2 separate regions of the Homo sapiens genome follow, and region 1 is linked to region 2. The links are chromatin contacts, found by Hi-C or POLR2A ChIA-PET in ENCODE. All regions are on one chromosome and are shown on one strand. Each heading gives the region's core, a stretch centred on a gene start or an enhancer-like site at or near the end of the contact. The rest is flanking DNA. Distances are from core to core; before and after follow the strand shown.

The links. Hi-C counts contacts between places; a loop is a spot of excess contacts on that map. ChIA-PET counts read pairs that join two places held with the same protein, here RNA polymerase II (POLR2A). Pooled maps may share reads with other maps.
Region 1: a loop to region 2 is called in a pooled map, with 8 times the contacts of the local background. The contact joins the promoter of LINC02416 here to the enhancer-like site in region 2. A Hi-C loop is called at or near these places in 5 of 168 maps with a recorded cell type or tissue (B cell, CD4-positive, alpha-beta T cell, CD8-positive, alpha-beta T cell and 1 more), 10 of 37 single-sample maps with no recorded cell type and 17 of 50 pooled maps. POLR2A ChIA-PET finds 5 or more read pairs at or near these places in 9 of 52 experiments (CD4-positive, alpha-beta T cell, PC-9, activated B cell and 5 more).

What each region holds. Positions count from the first base shown.
Region 1 is chr12:47,349,931-47,357,026 of GRCh38, forward strand. LINC02416 (long intergenic non-protein coding RNA 2416) reads left to right here and starts at 3,838. Exons shown (of 4, transcript NR_183615.1): 1 at 3,838-3,952.
Region 2 is chr12:47,266,553-47,274,358 of GRCh38, forward strand. No RefSeq gene overlaps it. Among named protein-coding and RNA genes, the nearest start is that of PCED1B-AS1, 54 kb to the left of the region's middle. RefSeq lists enhancers at 1,854-1,903, 4,244-5,443. Within about 2 kb of position 2,524, at least 3 of the 41 ENCODE cell types and tissues checked have a DNase peak (open chromatin) inside an H3K27ac peak, as active enhancers do; they include B cell, where a contact is called at or near this core.

The sequences.
Region 1 (7,096 bases), core at 2,588-5,087, 85 kb after region 2:
TCCCAGGTTCAAGCGATTATCCTGCCTCAGCCTCCTGAGTAGGTGGGATTGCGTGCACCACCATGCCAGGCTGATTTTTGTATTTTTAGTAGAGATGGGGTTTCACCATGTTGGCCAGGCTGATCTCAGACTCTAAGTTTCTATTTCTTTAACAAATGTCTTTCCAAGTACTTGAGGTACAATTTCTATGATGCTTCCAAAAAAAAAAATTAACACATATTTGTTGGGTGAATAGAGAGTATGTATCAGAGTGGGAGGAACATGAGAGTTCAACTCTCAGAAGTTCCACTTCCTGCTAGTGTATGATAACCCTCTGAGCCTCAATTTCCTTATCCTTAAAATAAAAGTAATCTCTATGTCATAAGATTGTGGTCAGGATTTTAAACAATGCATGTAAAATGCATAGTGAGAGCCAGACACTTTACAAGTGGTGATTTAGTGAATGCCAGTGAAGTGGGCTTAGTTATTTTTCTTTTCAGATTTCTTTTTGATTTAGTTGGATTTTCTTAGAGGTGAACTAGATGCTTAAAAGTAGTCATGCTTAAATTTATTCAGGCAAACTTTAACAAATTTAAGATACCGTGCCTTATACTGAAACAACAGTTTCAAGACACAGTTTGTAGCTTGAACTGGAAAGAGAATATGAAGATAAAGGACACCAGAAGGCTCTGGCACAGCTCTGGTGTCGCCGACGCTACTTAGAGCCCTAACTCCCTTACCCTCTTTCCCCAGCCTTTCAGTGCTTCACAGATGCTTGCCATTGGTCACACAGTGGCCAGAGAATGAGTGTTTGGATGATTGTCTGTCAATCCTCCATCCTGAGAAGAGAGGCAATAATTACCCCTGCCCAGATGATCCACAGCCATGGAAGGCATTCATTCCATCCTTTGGGGCAGTGATGCTTAGAAAAGCCCTCACCTGATGGCAGGCTGAAAGATCTGAATTGCAGTCCCAGTTCCGCAACCCGTCAGCTATGCAACCCCAGACACAGCAATCTGCACCATTCTGAGTCCTAAGTGTCTTCAGCAAATTAAATGAGATATCTGTGATCCTTCCAGATTTATAGCCTTTTCCATCAGGGAAGTGAAGTATATGCATGAACTTTAAAGGAATAGGGGGCTATATGCCAGCCTAAAATATCCATTCTGATTTGGGACAGGTTTCTCAGACATTTATTCTCAAGATATCCCACATTGGCTCTTTTCTCAGCTGCTAAGATCTGACCCTTGCAATAATCAGGTTTCCAGAGGTATGGAACACAACAAATTAGTAGGCCCTAGAGGGCTACTAATGGCTGTCTCCCACCTATGTAAATACACATAAATAATCACTCAGTCATCCATTCTAGAATCTTGCTAGTGTTTGCATTATACTGACTGGTGGAGCATCTCAAATCTGAAACTTGAAATGCTCCAGTGAGTATTTCTTGTCAGCGTTCAAAAGTTTCAGATTTTGGAGCATTTTGGATTTTGGATTTTTAGATTTGGGATGCTCAGCATGTATAAGAAATAAATTTTTGTTTTTGTTTTTTAATAAATTACCTAGTCTCAGGTATTCTGTTATAGAGCAGAAGCCAGGCTAAGACTGTGTTCATAATAGTGGCTCATCATTTGTTTGGCAATATATTTGTTATTAAAATATTTCACTGTGACAATACTCACTGTGATAAATTTTATTCTACAAACAACTTTCTTTAGGGTATTTTTTTACAATCTGAGGATTATACAAAACCACCTGATAAAAATAGGCGCAATAATTCTTGGGCTTTTAGTTTCAAAGTCTGTTTTCCCATCTGTTATCCAAAGTCTGGGTCGGTCTACACAACCAAAGCAAAATGTAGGATTCTGTAATTATCCTTTGACTCAGAGACAAATAGAATATCAGTAGAAAAGGGACATCTGTGCTCATCTGATTCAATACCAGTCAGAAATATGATTCTTTGAAACATCTAACAACCATAGAGGACAATCTGCTTTATTGAACCCATGAATTCAAATTCTAATCTCATCTGGAAACACCCTCACAGACACACCCCAAAGTAATGTTTAGCTAAATACCTGGCATCCGGATCCAGTCAAGTTGACACAAACAATTAACCATCAAATCCCACATCTCTAAGGCCTTCATGGCACCTAATACAAAGTAGGTGCTCAGTAAATGTTTTCTTATTGAGTGGATGAATGAATGTATTTTTATTATTTCCAGTGAAATCGTAAAGATGACTATGGATGAAGAACTACAAAGTTAGTAAAAAGTAACTGACAGACCGCTCTTAGCCTGCTAGCCTGCTGACAGATTGTACTGCTTAGGTTGATTGACAGTTACTCTCAGAGTATTAACTGTATAACTGAGAGTAACTCAAAGTAGTAACATGTCTACATATGGGGAAGACTTCACTTGAGTCTCACTGATCCTCAAAGCAGACACTCAAAATAAATGTGCTGTGAGTTTAGTTTAGATCCAGTCCAGATGCTATTTGAAGAAAGAAGGGAAAGGAAAGGAAAAGAAAGAAAGAGGGAAGGAAGGAAGGAAGGAAGGAAGAAAGGAAGGAGGGAAAGAAGGAAGGAAGGAAGTGAAGTAAGTTCAAAGTTACTTGTTTAAAAAATAAATACAAAGAAAATATTCTTTTCTGGCTGCCAATCTGTTAAAAAATTAAAAAGTAATATATAGTTTGGGGTTGTAATTATCAGGCTATTGTAATTTGCCCTAATTTTTGTACAGTTTTATTTATTTCAAATGTCCAATTTTAAGGAGAAGATAATAGACTTCAAATTATGGATAGAGAGATTGTAATAGAAATCTCTTCAGATACTAAGAAACCTGGTTTCATTTCATTCTCTTTGACATTTCATTCTCTTTGATCTTTAATATCCTTATCATTGGTCCTAAAATCCACTAGCTCTTTTTGGGTTACATGAACATTATTAACTTCAGATATTCTACAAGTCATGCATGTTGACTTGGGGTTCTGGTTTTGGCTATTATCTTATGCAGACTGGTGCCGTCTACCAGCAGCTTGGTACACACATTTTTTTCCTCACCAAAGATGGATTAAAGAAATAAAGTAGCAGAAGTTTTGTGAATAGTGGGTTTGACAGTAATGCATATACCAAGATATATGCTGGTAAAATGTATCCATCCAGCAGCCTTAATTTTTACATATAAAGTTGTCCCTTGGTATTCACGGGGGATTGGTTCCAGGACCCCCTGTGGGTACCAAAATCTGCAGATACTCAAATCCCTGATATAAGATGGTGTAGTGTTTGCATACAACCTATGCACATCCCCCATATACTTTAAATCATATCTAGATTACTTATAATGCCTAATATAATGTAAATGCTATGTAAATAGTTGTTGCATTGTGTTGGTTTTTTATTTGTTTTTTTGTTGTTGTTGTCATTTTAATTTTTTTCAGACATTTTTGGTCTATGGTTGGTTGTATTTGCAGATGCAGAATCCTCATATACAGAGGGCCAGCTGTAACTCATATGTTTTCAAGAGGATCTTCTCAATATAACAATGTGTAGCTTATGGCCAGGCACAGTGGCACACGCCTGTAATCCCAGCACTTTGAGATGCCAAGGCTGGCAGATCTCTTGAGCTCAGGAGTTTGAGACCAGCCTGCAAAACACAGTGAAACCCTGCCTCTATAAAAAATACAAAAATTAGGTGGGCATGGTAGTCTGTGAATGTAGTTCCAGCTACTTGGGAGGTTGAGGTGGAAGGATCACTTGACCCCAGGAGGTCAAGGCTGCAGTGAGTCATGAGTGTGCCACTGCACTCCAGCCTGTGCGACAGAGTGAGACTCCGTCTCAAGAAAAGAAAAGAAAAAGGAAACTGCAACGATGAACAGATCAGAATAGGCGACATGCACTGAACAAGGTAAAAAAGACAGAAAATTATCTGGAGAGGTGGCCGGAGGACACATCAAGAAGCGCCTTGTACATTGGTAAGGATTGTGGATTTTATGGTGATTAAAAGTTGCTGTGGGGTTTTTTGAGTACAGGAATGACTTAACCGGTATAATGTTTGTAAAAGGATCCATTTGGCTGCTGTGCAGAGAAATAGACAGGACAAAGTAAGTGGAGAAGCCAGGATACATACAGGAAGCTATGGTCATTGTCCTGGTGAAAGCAATCCACAACTTGGGCCTGGTAGGGACAAAGGTGAAAAGTTGCTAATTCTACATGTATTCTTTGATGGATTGGGCATGGAGAGGGAGAGAAAGGGAGTGGTCAATAAGATTCCAAAGTTTTGGGCCCAAGCAATTGAGTAAAACCGTGGTGACTTTTACTGAAATAGGAAAAACTGAGGTGGGTCAGTCTGGGGCAGGGGGAAATATGAAATTCCATTTGAGAGCTGTTAAGTTTGAGATATCTATTATATAATCAAGTGGGTATGTCAAGTAGGCATTTGTTGGTTTTTATAATTGTATTAGTCAGGGTTCTCTAGAGGGACAGAACTAATGGGATAATATATGATATATACATATATATGATATATATATATATATATCAATTGTACCCCAAACCTCAGCATCACATAATATACTCATGTAACAAACCCACACATGTATCCCTGAATCTAAAATAAAAGATGAAATTATAAAAAAAGTTATATTGAAGCGTGAAATATTGATTACAATTTTGAAGCATAAAATATATCGATTATTATCATGGTTATTACTGAGTATCAACTTGATTGGATTGAAGGATGCAAAGCACTGATCCTGCGTGAGTCTGTGAGGGTGTTGCCAAAGGAGATTAACATTTGAGTCATATATATATATATAGATATAGATATATAGATATAGATATAGATATAGTTTAGTAAGTATTAACTCACACAATCACAAGGTCCCACAATAGGCCATCTGCAGGCTGAGGAGCAAGGAAAGCCAGTCTGAGTCCCAAAGCTGAAGAACATGGAGTCTGATGTTTGAGGGCAGGAAGGGTCCAGCATGAGAGAAAGATGTAGGCTGGGAGGCTAGGCCAGTCTAGTCTTTTCATGTTTTTTTGTTGTTTTTTTTTTTTTCTGCCTGCTTTATATTATAGCCATGCTGGCAGCTGATTAGATGGTGCCCACCCAGATTAAGGGTGGGTCTGCCTTTCCCAACCCACTGACTCAAGTGTTAATCTTCTTTGGCAACACCCTCACAGACACCTGCAGGATCAGTGCTTTGCATCCTTCAATCCAATCAAGTTGACACTCAGTATTAACCATGATAATAATAAATATATTCTGTGCTTCAAAATAGTTGTAATCAATATTTGACACTTCAATATAACTTTTTTTTATAATTTCATCTTTTATTTTAGATTCGGGGATACATGTCTGGGTTTGTTACGTGGGTATATTATGTGATGCTGAGGTTTGGGGTACAAATGATCCCATCACCCAGGTATTGTTCACAGTACCCAATAGTTATTCAACCCTTGCTCCCCTTCTTCCTTCCTCCCTCTAGTAGTCCCCACTGTCTACCATTGCCATCTTTATGTCCATGAATATCCAATGTTTAGCTCCCACTTATAAGTGAGAACATGCGGTATTTGGCTTTCTGTTCCTGTGTTAATTTGCTTAGGGTAATGGCCTCCAGCTGTGTCCATGTTCCTGCAAAGAACATGATTTTGGTCTTTTTTCTGGCTGCATCAAGTAGGCATTTGGATATGAAGTCTGGTGTTCAGGAGAGTTTGGGGCTGGAGACAGAAATTTGTAAGTTATCAATATCTAAACTAGTGCTAACCAGTAGACATACGAGGCAAGTTACATATGTTTTCTAATAGCTATATGTTAAAAAGTGGAAAAAATAGGTAACATTAATTTTAGTAATGTTTTATTCAACTTAATACATCCAAAATCTCATTTTATTGTATAGTCAATATGAAAATATTATTGTGTTGTTTTACATTCTTTTTTTTATAAGTCTTTGAACTTCAGTATGAATTTTACATGTGTACCACATCTTGATTCAGACTTAATAGCCATGTGGCTAGTGGCTACTGTGTTGGACAGCACAGGTCTGGATGGTGTTTAAAGCCAATGGACTGGATATTGAGAGACAGTATAGATAGAAAAGAGAAGAAGCCCAAGAGACCCGAGGACTGAGCCCTTGGAAACTGCAGCATTTAAAAGTCAGGAAAAAGAAGAGGAGGATCCCCAATAGAAGAGAAAAAGAATAGAAATGCTGTCTTGTTAGGGGAGCAGGATATGGGTGTATGCATTTATCAAAACTGATTGAACTGCACACTTAAAATTTATGCATTTCACAATATGTAAATTATGACTCAATTTTAAAAAGCACATTCTAAAAATAGAAGAGAGAGAGAGAGAGAGAGAATCAAATGGAGAAAACAGTGAGGATGGTGTGGGGTTCCAGAAACAAGTGATCAACTACGTCAAATGCTGGTAAGAAGTCAAGTGAGATAAGGACAGAATTAACCAGAGAATGGGCAATGGAAGGTCATATGTCACCGTGGCAAAAGAAGATTTGAGAGAGGGGATGAAAGCTTGATTAGAAGTTCATTCGAGTGAGAATGGGGAAGCTTCTGGTCACAGATGGCTGATCTAACATGTGATTTTACTTCTGCTTCCCCTGAAACCTGACTAAATGACAGTAAATGGAATTTGTAATGACTTACTCACACCCCTGCCCCACTCTAACATGTACAGTTTGGAAACTGGAAAGCATCTAGGGAAGGATAAATGACTGAGATCTATGAAAGCTGAATTCCTAGTCAGCACTGGGGAAAGCAAGGAGCAATTTGTCACCATAGAACCCGCCAAAGGCTCAGAAATCTGTAATACAGGTTCAACCAAAAGTGAGGGGTGTAGGTGGGCCTGAGAACTGTTTAAAAAGCAATTTGATACCCAGATCAGGGTATCAGCAATTTGATACCCAATGTCCAGGAGGGACATTAATACAATGAAAGGAAGCTTTTGGAAGTTAAAAATATGAAAGCTGAAACAAAAATCTCAATACAAAGACTAGAAGGTAAATTGAGGAAAGTAGAGCAAAAAATCAAAGAGAAGGAAAACAGCAGAGAAAAGTAAAAAAGAAAATTAGATGATCAGTCCAAGAGGTCTAACATCTCAA
Region 2 (7,806 bases), core at 1,274-3,773:
GATCTTGGCCACCTGGCTAACATGGTGAAACTCCATTTCTACTAAAAATACAAAAAAATTAGCTGGGCATGGTGGCACGTGCCTGTAATCCCAGCTACTTGGGAGGCTGATGCAGGAGAATCGCTTGAACCTGGGAGGTGGAGGTTGCAGTGAGCTGAGATTGCGCCATCGCACTCCAGCTTGGGCAACAAGAGTGAAACTCTGTCTCAAAAAAACAAAATATATATACTATATATATATATATATATAGACACGAGGTTATAGCTGAGACTTGATGCTTCTGGAGAGCGCAGTGTAGGGACAACCCTCCCCTGGTATATACGTTGAGCCCCTGAGTTATATAGAATCTGAGGCGCTCCTAGGGAGAAAAAATCTGAACCACATACATCTGAGGGGACTAGACATGTATGCTTGTGTTCAAATCATGCCAGGTGGTTCCAAAGCAGCCAGATTACAGGAAGAATGATGGGGATGACCATGGAAGAATTCTGCACGAGGGAGGAAGGTCTTGCCTTGGGAGCTAGGGATGACAGTGGTTTCAGGAATCATAAGGAAACAACTGGAAGTCAATCTTACTGACACTGAAGTACAGCAGGCCTTTACTTCCAACAGCAACATCATATGGTAGGATTCCAACTGCATGAGCAGACATTAATTTTGGTTAAAGCATCTGGCCATTGAGAATAATATTCTAGCTCAATGGCACCACTGTAGTCCTGTTAGGTGAGACAGAGTGCAGTTGGGAAGTAAGCAATAAGCAGGGCTGATCCATGGACACATGTGGGATCAACTGGCGAGTCCCAGAAATTGCTAAGGAGGGAAGCATTGTCTCACCAGCTCAGTCCACACACCCCTACCTTTAGGCCTTCTCTGTTACTATAGCATATTTAAAAAATCATAAATCCAGTTCCGAAAGAATTGATGAATAATGTTAAAGTCTCTGAAGGAGGGAGCCACAATAAATGGCACTCTTCTTGCTCACTTGCATCCTGAACAAGTTGAAGAAATAAAACAAAGGTAGAGCAAATGGGGATCACCTTTGTTACCGGCAGAGGCCAGGCTAGAAGACTAGGTTTTAGGTCTGGTGGTCAAGTGGGCTAAAATCAGACAGACTTGCCCATAGTCAGGCATTTGCTAGGCTAGAGCAGGCCTGCCCAGGCAAGACTTGCAATACAGAGAGATACTGTGCATTCTTGGAATGCCCACTCCTAATAGGAAGCAGCAAAGCTGACCCAACATGCTCAGCGATTCTTCCAAAATTACCATCCAATTACTCACTCCAGAGCCCTAGGGGTGGGATGAATAAAAGGGCTAAGGGAAACAAAACATGTGCTTGGAGAACTCCCTCGTTATAGAAACCAGGAGAGGAAAAAAGGTACGTCTCCTCTGTATTGATCAGGGTCCCATCAGGTTATTAAATAGAAGATATTAAATACGAAGAATTAATTATAAAGGTGTTAGAGGAGCTAAAATAGTCACTAGGGTAGATGAGGCATCCCAAAGATTAGCAAGTGGGAAGCCACCACCCACCCTTAAGACTGGAGAGACAAAGGAAGGATCTGGGGGTCCCTTGATAGACACTAGCATTATAACAGAAATATTCAGGCAAGAGCTGGAGCCACAGAGGAGGGCAGCTACTGCCAGATATGCCTCCCATGGCAGAAAAAGAGGACAAGAAATACTTTGGCTTCCCCTTTCCTCCCAACCTCCAATCTCCAACAGTACCTCTCGCTGGTTAAGTGAGGCTAAAACAGGTGGTCAAGAGAGCCTGGGTATCATAGCTTGCAACAGTCAGACATACAGAGCAGACACAAAGGATGGATCTGGAGGCAAACAGTCAAATAACCAGCACAACATTTAACCAGGCAGAGTTTTGTTGCAATTTTGTTTGTAGACGAAAGAGAAATTTACATATCATACACCCAAACCTTTCTAAATGTCTCATCACCACTTTTTGAAATTTCTCTCCTGCAGCAGCTGCTATGTCGTTTTGTTTGTTTGTTTTATTTTTTTGCGATGGAGTTTCACTCTTGTCGCCCAAGCTGGAGTGCAATGGCGCAATCTTGGCTCACTGCAACCTCTTCCTGTCTCAGCCTCCCAAGTAGCTGGGTTTACAGGCGCCCGCCGCCACGCCCAGCTAGTTTTTTTGTATTTTTAGTAGATACGGGGTTTCACCATGTTGGCCAGGCTGGTCTCGGACTGCTGATCTCAGGTGATCCACCTGCCTTGGCCTCGCAAAGTGCTGGGATTACAGTCATGAGCTACCGTGCCTGGCCAGCAGCTGCTATGTCTTGCTCCATCTTTCTTCCCCACCTCAGCTCTGTCTCCATTCCACTGGCTCTCTTCTGCTCCCACCATTCTCTGAATCCCCTCAACAAAAGCCTTGTCCAAAAGCCTGGGGAACTACAGTTTACTCCCTCCTCACCCTCTCTATCAACAATGACTCTCCTAGGGACTCCCTCGGTGACCACTCAGAGCTTTGAGATTAGGTAAACAGTGTTAATATGACCAACTTGGAACTTGCAGCTTAGTCAAGCCTGAGACAGTCAAGTTACCCAGATAAGGATAGACCATGCACCTACTTAAAATAACAGCATCAACAGGAGTTCTTCTGCTTCCCTTCCTGTTTCAAATTATAGCAATTGACCACTTAGTTACATTGGTTAATGCCCAAGACAAAAATGCAGCCCATCTCTTCCCCACCTGGCCTGCATATATGTTCATTTTGCATTTAGCAGAACTGAAAGGACTTCTTTCTGTTTTATTTTCTTGTAACCACAGAATTTAAATATCTACTGTTTTGTTTGTGGGCTCACAAAGAGGGTGAAAATCATTGCTATTTTATTTCAAACAAAATAAAAGATTACAGTCTTCCAATTAGAATAGGACTTAAAACATAGTAAGAATTTAAAAGCCATGTGCTGATTCATGGGAAAACATTAAGACACAGATGGGTTACACGATTTACTCAAGGTCATACCACTGAAGCAATGACTTTATTATCAGAACTATAAAGAACAACACAAATATTTACATGATTAATATTTTGTTGATAGTAATGGGGCTAGAATTAGAATATGGATTTTACGCTGCTCCAATCCCTGTCTGCTAACTCTGTTAGACTGTGTTTCCTACACACTGGAATTGCAGGATAGTTGCTGGATGTTCAGGCTGTGTGGTCGTGTAGGCATGGGTACAAATCCCAGCTCTGCCACCTGTTAGCTACGTGACCTTGGACCAGCCCCTTAACATCCCTTAGTTTTGTTTTTGGATCTAAAAAATGGGGTATGTACCTTCCGCACTAAGAGGGATAAGGGTTCAGTGAGATGATGTATGTTGTTGGGGAGGAAAAATTTTTCCTCTACTCTCTTCTTTTGCTGGGGGCGTGCAAATTAACCTAACAAAAGACAGACTAACAAAAGAGCAGACACAAAATTTTTATTAATATTTACATGCACAGGAGTTCACAAAAAAGGAGTGAAACTCAAAGAAGTGGTTAGACTCTGGTGATGGGTTGTTCTTCCCTTACTGGCACAGAGGAAACACCTTCACAAAGGCAAATTTGTGCCCTGCTTTTAGTCAGATAAGGGGAGAGGAAAGAACTCTTTCTGCATCTGTTGATTCTCAATTGCTTCCAGCTGAAAATAATCCTTACACTAAAGTGGCATATTTTGGGGTGGCATATTCTGATCCCCTTCCATGTAAAGTGCCTCAGCACCAGGTCTGATTAAAGTTAAGTGCTAAATAGCCCACTATCATTAGAAAAGTCTGTGTCCCCACCTTGTAGTAATAAAGCTCAGACACAACAGGATGTCATAGGAAGGGAATGAGGCATGTTTTTCTTTTCTCCAGTTTTTCTGCCTGGGCTTCCCTGCAAGTAAGATTATCTACATTTAAAACATATTTGATCGGCCAGGCGCGGTGGCTCACGCCTGTAATCCCAGCACTTTGGGAGGCCCAGGCGGGCAGATCACGAGGTCAGGAGATCGAGAACATCCTGGCTAACACAGTGAAACCCCATTTCTACTAAAAATACAAAAACAAAATTAGCCAAGCGTGGTGGCGGGTGCCTGTAATCCCAGCTACTCGGGAGGCTGAGGAGGGAGAATGGCGTGAACCCGGGAGGCAGAGCTTGCAATGAGCCAAGATCACGCACTGCACTCCAGCCTGGGCGACAGAGCGAGACTCCGTCTCAAACAAACAAACAAACAAAACAAAACATATTTGATTCACCTTAAATGGCTACTCATATCTGTCCTTTCCTCTGCAATGCTCTGCCTTGATCCTGGTCCAGGTTTATCTGGCATAGACTGCCCTCTGTCCAGCTCCTGTCTACCCCTCCTGGATCACAAACCAGAGAAAATGCAGAATCTTTCATGGGCTCCCTACTGCCTTCAGTGTGAAGCTCAAGTGCAAAGCCCAGCACCATCTATTCTGTACCTAACTTCTTAGTCTGAATCTCTTCACCTCTTTTCCCCAACCCCGAACTAATGGCTACCACTGACTCAGGGGAGCCTTCTCCTGCCTTCATGCCTTTGAATGGGGGGTATCGCTGCATGAAGCTCCTCTCTCCCCTTTACCCACTCAAGAGTCACTTACTCTTGGTAATATTTCTCAGTTGCCCTGCTTCACCCCTATTCTCTCATCCTGGCCAAGTTAGATGCCCTTCTGAGTCCCCTCTTCTCTACAGAATTTTAATTGTGCATTTTCTTCTTTGTCTCTGCCTTTAAGTTATGAACACTTTGAAGAAAGGACCATATTTAGTTCATCTCAGAATCCCAGTGCCCAGCACAGACCTGGCATAGGGTAGGCACTCCTTAAATACTTACTGAATGAATTATGCCATTTAGTCTGTCTGTGGTGGCACTGGAAACCCACAAGAATTTAACAGCCTCGTCTCTGTCTGAAGTTCAGGGCTTCTGTAAAGAATACGTGATGGAAAGAGGAGGTGACTAATAGTGATTCTGCAAAAATATGTAGGTAAAAGGAATGGCTGTAAATTAATGATGAAATAACCTTCCTAAGTTTCCTTGTGGAAGATATATGTTAATTCCCCAAATGTATGAGCATCTGTGTATTTTTGTGGGGAATATACAGTGTCTTTTCTAACACTGAGATGCTTGAAATGGGGTTATTTCCCTTCCAAATGAAAACCAATTAAATAAATTATATTTTTTCTGTGGTGCTTACAAAGTGTGGGAGTTGTCACCAAACATTACTAAATGTTCTAATTTAGTCATAAAAGGGCTGAAAGATGTAGCATAATTATAAGTCCAAAGTAAGTTGTTCTAAATATTTTATCATGTTCAGCATATGCTGTTAAAAAAAACCTCAGACTATAATTGTCAACATTCGATTCACAAAAAGTAAACAACAGCTGAGTATAATGGGATGATAAAGAATCTCTCCATAATTCCCGACATATGGCAAAGAGTATGTCCATTTTGAAGTGGAAGATGGTCATGTTTATCAACTGAGCCATTTTCTTTGTTTGAATCCTTCTAATCAGAAAAGTTCCCTAGAAACACTAGGAGCATTTTCCTGAGCAGATGAGGGAAATGAAAAAAAGCTGTATGGCACAGTTAGATCTCAGGCAGGAGGAATTTAGAACTCACAATGGCAATTGAAAGAGGCTGGGTAAAGAAGGCCATATATTTCTGTAAAAGCAGTCATTCCAGGGTTAGTATACATGAAAAACAAGTGCGTGCTTCGTGGGGAATGTATGGAGAAATTTCTACGTATCAGTCGTTTCTGTGAACAAGCTCTGATGGACCCAGCCAGTGTCACATCCTGCCATCATGTAGATTCATTTTAAATGCACGGACACTTAATCGTTTCTAGGGAAAGCCAGTGGGAAGCTGCTTGAAATTTCTTTTTCTTTATAAGATGTTTTGCACATGGGGGCTTTCAGCTCAAAGGAGATACTTACAAACCATTTATCTTCAGAGTGAAGCAGTAGAAGTGGGAGAGGCATCCAGGCACTGTTCTAACCAGATACTTCAAAGCTGCCCAGAAGAGAAAGGCAAAGGCAATTGCCAAAGAACAGGCTCTGCTCTTTGGCTGGCAGAGATAAGGAGCAGATACCCAGCACTGAGACAGAGGATTCTGTGAAGAAAATGCTGAGTAACAAGATTGTCCTTTTGTTTTTCTTCATGAATAATAACCGTCCACCCTAAATCCTTTTGGGAATGAACAGGGGGCTTTGGGAGCTGGTATTGAATGAATAAATTAGCAAATCATTGAACTAATTAATTAATTAATAACCACACCTAGGCAGAGAGAAATAAACAAGAGTGCTCACTGAGAACTCTCTGAGGAGGAAAGGACCTCTATATGGTCCAATGTAGTGAAAAATCTAGCAATTTGGAGATAGGACTGCTTTCTGAGCTTCAGTTTCCTGGGAGTGTTGTGAATATGTTTTGCAACTCCAAAATGCCATCAAACGTACATCATTCTGCTTGTCTTCTTGATGAGCTGTTTTTAAACATAATAGCGTTAGAATTAATCAGATTAATCTCACTGAACAAAAATAAAGGCTGCTTTTTCACAGAGCTCTTCATGGTGCCAGCCAGTGTATCTTTCTGTGCACAGTGATTCTTTCTATATAGAGACTCTCTGTTAAGCTCAAAAGGAGCTCCAAGGAGAAGCCCCATAAAGACAGCACAATCAACAGGTACACATGCTGCTGTTATTCAAGGCTACTCAAAAGAACATAAAACAATTCTGAGAAAAAAAGAGACTTCAGGGAAAAACTCAAGGTTCAGTGTATGACTTCTTGGTGGAAAAGATGGCATCACTGTTGCCTGAGACACAGCAAGATAAGAGTGAGGATTCTGGAGGGAAAACATCCCTAATAATGAGAGGAGAGCCTAGGTGGCTGAGCTGTTTGATTGACATCTCTGTCTGTCGAAAGCCATAACATACTCAGGCTGTCCTCGAGGAGCTGAGAAAAGTGGGGAAGAGAGTGTAAGACTGATCTGCCCTCTGGAATCGCTTTAGACAGGCCGGAGTCACAGGAAGCATGCCAAACCTAGGACAGTACAGGAATGATTGCCAAAGGAAACAGAACAGGTCTTTTTTCAAAGAAAAGAAAAGAACAATAGCAGCCGAAGTAGAAGGAAAAGCCTCAGTGTGCCAGCAGGTAGACATTCTGACCTCTCTTATTATAAAACACACAATAATTTCTTAAATGTTTAATGATGATGGAAGAAAATTGTGTCTTAAAATGAAATGAAGTTGGAGAAAGTAGTATGTCTGGGTCCCCACTCCAAGTCCTTTAATCATGAGAAGTAACTGCATTTCATTATAATGTGCACTATGATGCCACCTGATTCGTGGTGTGGATCCTAAAGGATGATTCTAGTCATTCTCTTTCTTAAACAATTTTTGGTAATTTTGATTCTTTCTCTTTATGATGTTCCTTTTCATCCATTATCTTCTCTTATGGTACTTACCTAATGATTAAATGTTGAGTTAGGAGACGGTAATTAGATTCCATCTCCCATTTTCCTGGTTTAACTTGACCTTTTTCTTGATGAGATATTTTCTTCCATTGGGTATTGGCATTTCGATGCCCCCTAGGCAAGCTATTTTGGATTTCTCCTTGCTGCAGAACTTGAAGGGTTTCAATGTGAAAAATAAGTCTATCTTTTTTTTTTTTTTTTTTTTTTTTTTTTTGAGACGCAGTTTCGCTCTTGCTGTCCAGGCTGGAGTGCAATGGTGTGATCTCGGCTCACCGCAACCTCTGCCTCCTGGGTTCAAGCAATTCTCCTGCCTCAGCCTCCCTAGTAGCTGGGATTATAGGCA